Linked DNA regions of Mus musculus: region 2 is linked to region 1. Evidence: chromatin contacts called from ENCODE POLR2A ChIA-PET data. All regions are on one chromosome and are shown on one strand. The core of a region is the stretch at or near the end of the contact, and the rest is flanking DNA. Distances in the headings are between cores, read along the strand shown. Region 1 holds the start of Hnrnpdl (heterogeneous nuclear ribonucleoprotein D-like). Region 2 holds the start of Tmem150cos (transmembrane protein 150C, opposite strand).

Evidence for each region. ChIA-PET counts read pairs that join two places held with the same protein, here RNA polymerase II (POLR2A).
Region 2: POLR2A ChIA-PET joins it to region 1 with 14 read pairs in embryonic stem cell. The contact joins the promoter of Tmem150cos here to the promoter of Hnrnpdl in region 1. POLR2A ChIA-PET finds 5 or more read pairs at or near these places in 3 of 5 experiments (Patski and embryonic stem cell).

The regions. Positions count from the first base shown.
Region 1 is chr5:100,037,908-100,040,607 of GRCm38, forward strand. It overlaps Hnrnpdl (heterogeneous nuclear ribonucleoprotein D-like), which reads right to left and starts at 1,315. Exons shown (of 8, transcript NM_016690.4): 1 at 813-1,315; 2 at 1-74. The coding sequence starts at 1,255. It overlaps Enoph1 (enolase-phosphatase 1), which reads left to right and starts at 2,087. Exons shown (of 6, transcript NM_026421.3): 1 at 2,087-2,395. The coding sequence starts at 2,312.
Region 2 is chr5:100,076,630-100,079,329 of GRCm38, forward strand. Tmem150cos (transmembrane protein 150C, opposite strand) reads left to right here and starts at 1,333. Exons shown (of 5, transcript NR_045993.1): 1 at 1,333-1,511. It overlaps Tmem150c (transmembrane protein 150C), which reads right to left. Exons shown (of 8, transcript NM_001382851.1): 8 at 1,243-2,700.

The DNA of each region.
Region 1 (2,700 bases), core at 65-2,564:
CCCCAAATCGAGACAAATATTCAGTCAGATCTTTCTTGCTTGTATCCCAGCTCAAGCCTCCAATAAACATTTTACTAGAAATAAAGTTATTTAAGAAAAATAAGCTTAACAGTAACTTAGTGATTAAATACAGGGCAACTTACTCTCCAGACGCAATCTGTTTTGACTACAAACACTAACATTAGACCACAAAAATCTTAACCACTTGTTCAAGCCAGCTGGCACGTTGCTTTGTACCACGCGAACTCAAAACTTAGAAAAAAAAAAAAAGCCATTAGAATCTGGTAGATGTCCTGCCCTGCTTGCTTTGGATTGCAGAGCACAACTTTTACACCGATTCCCCCGCAACTTACGTAGACTCTTGCCCACAGCCTTAAAGCCAACTTTGCTACCTAGGAAACTTTTAGTGCCAGTCGTCTACTGGTGCCCCAACCAAAAGTTTCCCAAACCTAACCCAGGAAAATTCGCGAGCGGCCAACACACACAATGAAGAGGCGGCAGCGGCAGCAGCAGCTGCAGCAAGTGGCGCACAGAACCCGGCCCCTCCCCCCTCCCGGGCCCCACGCGGCGCCTGCGCACTCGGGACACCGACGGCGCCTCTCTCCTTCCCCAACCCCTCCTCCCTTCCCCCACCCGCGGCGGGCCTCTCGAGTCACCCCATCTTACTTTCCACTAGTGGGGAAGGCTACTGGGGTCCAGCGGGCACGCGGAGAATCGACTCGGGGAAAGACTGGGGGCAGCGCGCGCGGCTCCGGAGGGACGAAGGGCGCGCGCGGGGCTCTGGGGGAGGGGAGGAGCGGAGCGTGCGGTACCCGTCATCCTGCTGGTTCTTGCTCGCGTTGATCTTGGATCCCTCTGCGAACTCCTCTATGTTGCTGTACTCATTCATGTCCTCCATGGTGGCGGAGCCGTCGGCGAGGGGGTGCTGGCGCGCAGTCCGGGTCCCGGCGGCAGCGGCGGCGGAGCGTTGTATGGAGCTAGATTTAAAATGGCGGCGGAAGAGATCCGGCCGCCGCCTGCGCCCTCCCTTTATAGCCGCCCCGCCCGCCAATCGGGAGGGCTGCTGGGCGGTGACGTGGCGCGGGCTCCGGCGCGCCCCCTGGCGGGAGGCGCTGGAAGCGAGCGAAGGGAGGAGCGGGGCGAGCTGCCGGGGAGCCCGTGGCCGCCAATGGGAGAGGCCGCGGGAGGCTAAAGTAGCGGGAGCGGAGGGGAACAATGGCGGCGGCACATGGGAGAGCCGGGGCGGGACCTCCATCGCCGCGCTCCGGATGAGGAGCGAGGTCGCGCCGCGGGGAGAGTCAGCCGTGCGGGACCGGGAATCGCGAGCGGCGCCGTGGCAGGGCCACAGTCCCTCTTGCCTTGAGAGCCGTTGGCGTCGCGCGTCCAGTTCGGCTCAGTCCCTTGCTGCGCCCTCAGTCCCCTAGTGCAGAGCTGCTGCTGCTGCTGCAGCGGCGGCCACTCCGGCAAAAGGGCGGCGTGCACCCCGCGCCGCTTGCTGAAGCTGCAGCGCGCCCGTCCGCCCGCTCGCTCGCCCGCCCTCCCGGCGCACGCGTGTTTTGTCCTCGCGCCGGCTGCAACCAGCCGAGCAGAAAGCCTGTGCGCGATGACCGCCTCCGTCCTGGCGGGGACGGCTTTTCCGCCGTCGCCTCGGGGCGGTGTCGGCTCAGGGGCCGTGGCTGCAGGATCTCTCTCTGCAGCCCGGGTTCCGTGCGTTCGTTCTCCGAGGCTGGCTGAGGCCGCGGCGGAGGGCGGGGCCTGCTCGGATGACTGAAGCTGTGCCAAGGTGCACGCGGTGGGCGGGGAAGGGGTCAGGTGCCGGGGAAGACAAGGGGCACTCACGTCCCGGGCGCGCCACTCAAGGGACTCCCGTCTGCACGAGCCCCGGGCCTCCCGCGCAGGCTCCAGCAGGCTGCGGAGGGCTGGTGCCCGCGCTCGGGCTCCAGGCTCCAGGCTTGGGTGCTCGCTTCTTTGTTCCCGCCCACGCGAGGCCTATTTTGACCGACGGGTTCGCGGCTCGCCGGCGGCCAATAGGCACGCGCTCCTTGTTTCCTCCACCCCCCCCCTTTGAATCCCGGAGCCCCGCCCCTCCGGCTGCCCACGTGGTCCGGGCCTGCGCGGCTCGCCTGCTCGTCGGGTGTAGTACCCTAGGCGGCTTCCTCTGCAACTGCGGGTCCCAGCTCTGTCTCTGAGCCCCTGGTCGTTCGCTGTCGCCAGCGCCTCGGTTGTTGCTGGGCCCTCGGGAGCTCAAGACGCGCAGGCGGTGTTGCCCTCCTTAACCAAGGCCGAGCCCGTGGTAGCATCCGGCAGGGAAATGGTCGTGGTTTCCGTGCCCGCCGAAGTCACCGTAATCCTGTTAGATATCGAAGGTACCACAACCCCGATTGCTTTCGTGAAGGTGAGGGGCGGAAGGGAGCGGGGAAGTTACTTGTGCCTAAAAGCATCTGAAAGGGAAATTTTAAGTGTTGGAGATTTTGCCTGGGAGGCTCAGGAGAGGCGGTGTGGCTTTATGTCTCTGGAATGGGGAAGAGAAGCTGCGGCGGTTTGCGGGGGTGCTTTTCCTCGCGCCACCATCTTCTCCCCTGTCCTTGCTTTCGGTTAGGTGGAGAAGGATAGGAAGAAGTGGAGATGGTCTCAGCAACGGCTTGGGGAGGGGCAGGTCAGCTGGGAGGAGTTGGGGTGATTGGAGCTCCCACGGCCTGG
Region 2 (2,700 bases), core at 83-2,582, 39 kb after region 1:
GTCAACAACACAACTGGGCAGATTCCATGTGCTAACACACGTACACACAAACACCCCACGTCCTTTTGTGAGATCTCTGCATACTGGCTGGTTTTGTGTCAACTTGACACAGGCTGGAGTTATCACAGAGAAAGGAACTTCAGGTGGGGAAATGCCTCCATGAGATCCAGCTGTAAAGCATTTTCTCAATTAGTGATCAAGGTGGGAGGGTCCCTTGTGGGTGGTGCCATCCCTGGGCTGGTAGTCTTGGGTTCTATAAGAAAGCAAGCCGAGCAAGCCAGAAGAAGCAAGCCAGTAAGTAACATCCCTCCATGGCCTCTGCATCAGCTCCTGCTTCCTGACCTGCTTGAGTTCCAGTCCTGACTTCCTTTGATGATGAACAGCAGCATGGAAGTGTAAGCTGAATAAACCCTTTCCTCCCCAACTTGCTTCTCGGTCATGATGTTTGTGCAGGAATAGAAACCCTGACTAAGGGGCTGGTAAGATGGCTCAGTGGGTAAGAGCACCCGACTGTTCTTCCGAAGGTCCAGAGTTCAAATCCCAGCAACCACATGGTGGCTCACAGCCATCTGTAACAAGATCTGACGCCCTCTTCTGGAGTGTCTGAAGACAGCTACAGTGTACTTACATATAATAAATAAATCTTTAAAAAAAAAAAAAAAAAAAGAAACCCTGACTAAGACACTGCGTTTTGCCTTACTGGTTTTCTTTTTAGTTTGCTTTGATTTTAGCTTCTTATGAAGAGAGAAATTGGACGTGGGGGTGGGGAAGATCAGGGAGGAGAGAAAGAATATGCTAAAACTTTATTGTACAAAAAATATTTTCTCAGACAAGATGTTTGGCTTTCGATTCCATTCCTGCCATGGAATTCCTAACACCCATAGGACAGAACAGCAGTGTTTTATTCATAATGAACATCTTCTGTTTGTACCAGACTTCATGCTACTGAGGTAACTTTAGGATGAGGCTGCTCACCAGGTGCTTAGACCTCCAGCCTACCTACTTCCGGGAGGTTGGGGGGCAGCTGGGATGGAGAGCCTGGGGTGCACTGAGGGCAAGGGAGCCAGCCCCAGGCCTGCCTTCTTCACCCATGCACCTCTTCCATTTGACTGATCCTGAACTGTATCCGTCACAATAGAATGAGCATTAAAGAACGTGTTCTGCAAGCTATCCACAGCAAGCACGGACGTGTACGTGCACACCCACGAAGAACTGTTAGTGTAAGAAACAAGGAAGTCAGGATTTAGCATAAAACCCCTTTATTCAGTGGCCAGGTCCCAGTGAGTAATGTCAGTATTGGCTGGATGCTGCTGCTGCCGCTGCTGCTGCTGCACACTCTTAAGAACGCAGAGAAGTGTGTCACCGAAAGCTCTTTACTTGGAGTGTGGAGAGTAAAATAAAACCGTTTGTTCTTTGATAAAAATCTTTAAAATAGAAAAGTGAAAAGGAGGAAAGAAGAGAAACCTCATAGCAGTTTCAAAACTAACAGACATCCCCCTGGAGTATTTACGGTAAGACGCCTTTTTTAATAAGAGAATACTCTACTCGAGGCTTTCTCACACCACTGGGGGCTTTTCACTCCCTGCCCTGCCCTGCCCTGTAGTGATGAGTCCTCCCCCTCCTTCTTCACTCTGTCTTCCACTCTGTCGTTTGTCTCTGAATCTCTTTGATGCTCCTCACCTCCACTCAGAAACGAGCAGCAAATCTGTTCATTTGGACATTTACTGTGTGCTCGTGCTCGGCGCTATGCTGGGGGGCGGAGATTTAGCATTTGAACCCTTCCTTGGGAAGCTATACTTCAGGGTGAATTTACAAAACAACGTTTTCCACATTACATTCCGGGCTGTCTGAGCCCCCTAGGAGTTTGGAGAGTTTTTTGAAACAATGTGGGAGGGGGTGCTTGTGACTTGGTTGGGGAGGGGGTGCTTGTGACTTGGTTGGGGAGGGGGTGCTTGTGCACTTGGTTGGGGGAGGGGGTGCTTGTGCACTTGGCACTCTGTTGTTGGCACAGGGATCTAGGATGGCCTTGAACTCCTGCACCTCTGGGCTCATCTCCGAACAGCTTAGCAGTATTGCAGCTCCATTTGTGCCAATGTGATTTGCGGGAGGGCGATGTTTTTAATTTGCTTCTATAACTTCCAAATTTAATTTAAAGTCCCCAGTCCTCAAACTATAAAATTTGAGCAACACACGGATGTTAAAATCTCCCCTGGGTTGGACTAGCAGCAAGAGGGCTAACCTCCTGTCTTTCCTCAGAGCCCTCATACCTTTCACCTCCATGTAGATTTCTTTTGCGATTCTTCGAGAATCTTTTTTTCTTATTATTTCTTCAGATATAAATTAAGCTTGCACGTATACCCCTTTCATACTTGAAGCCAAAACAAGGTTCTTGCCTTTGGTCCACACCTTTGCCCACGAGGCCTACATAGACCCGTGAGAGTGGCACTTCAAAAAGAAAATGCAAACTGGAACTGTGGGTGATGCACTGTGGAAGGAAAAACCAAGCCACGCCCTCTCAGCCGTACCTCGTGCCATTCGCGGCTGACTGTCCCCGGTAGCATTCACGTTTGGAGATCTTCCTCAGGCAGAGTGACTCAAGTCCAAATGCTGGTGGCCGGCTTCTTTCCCGCTCACTCTCTGTAGCATGCTTCTCTCTCTGGATCCACAAAGCCGACCGCTGAACAGTGATGATGTCAGACT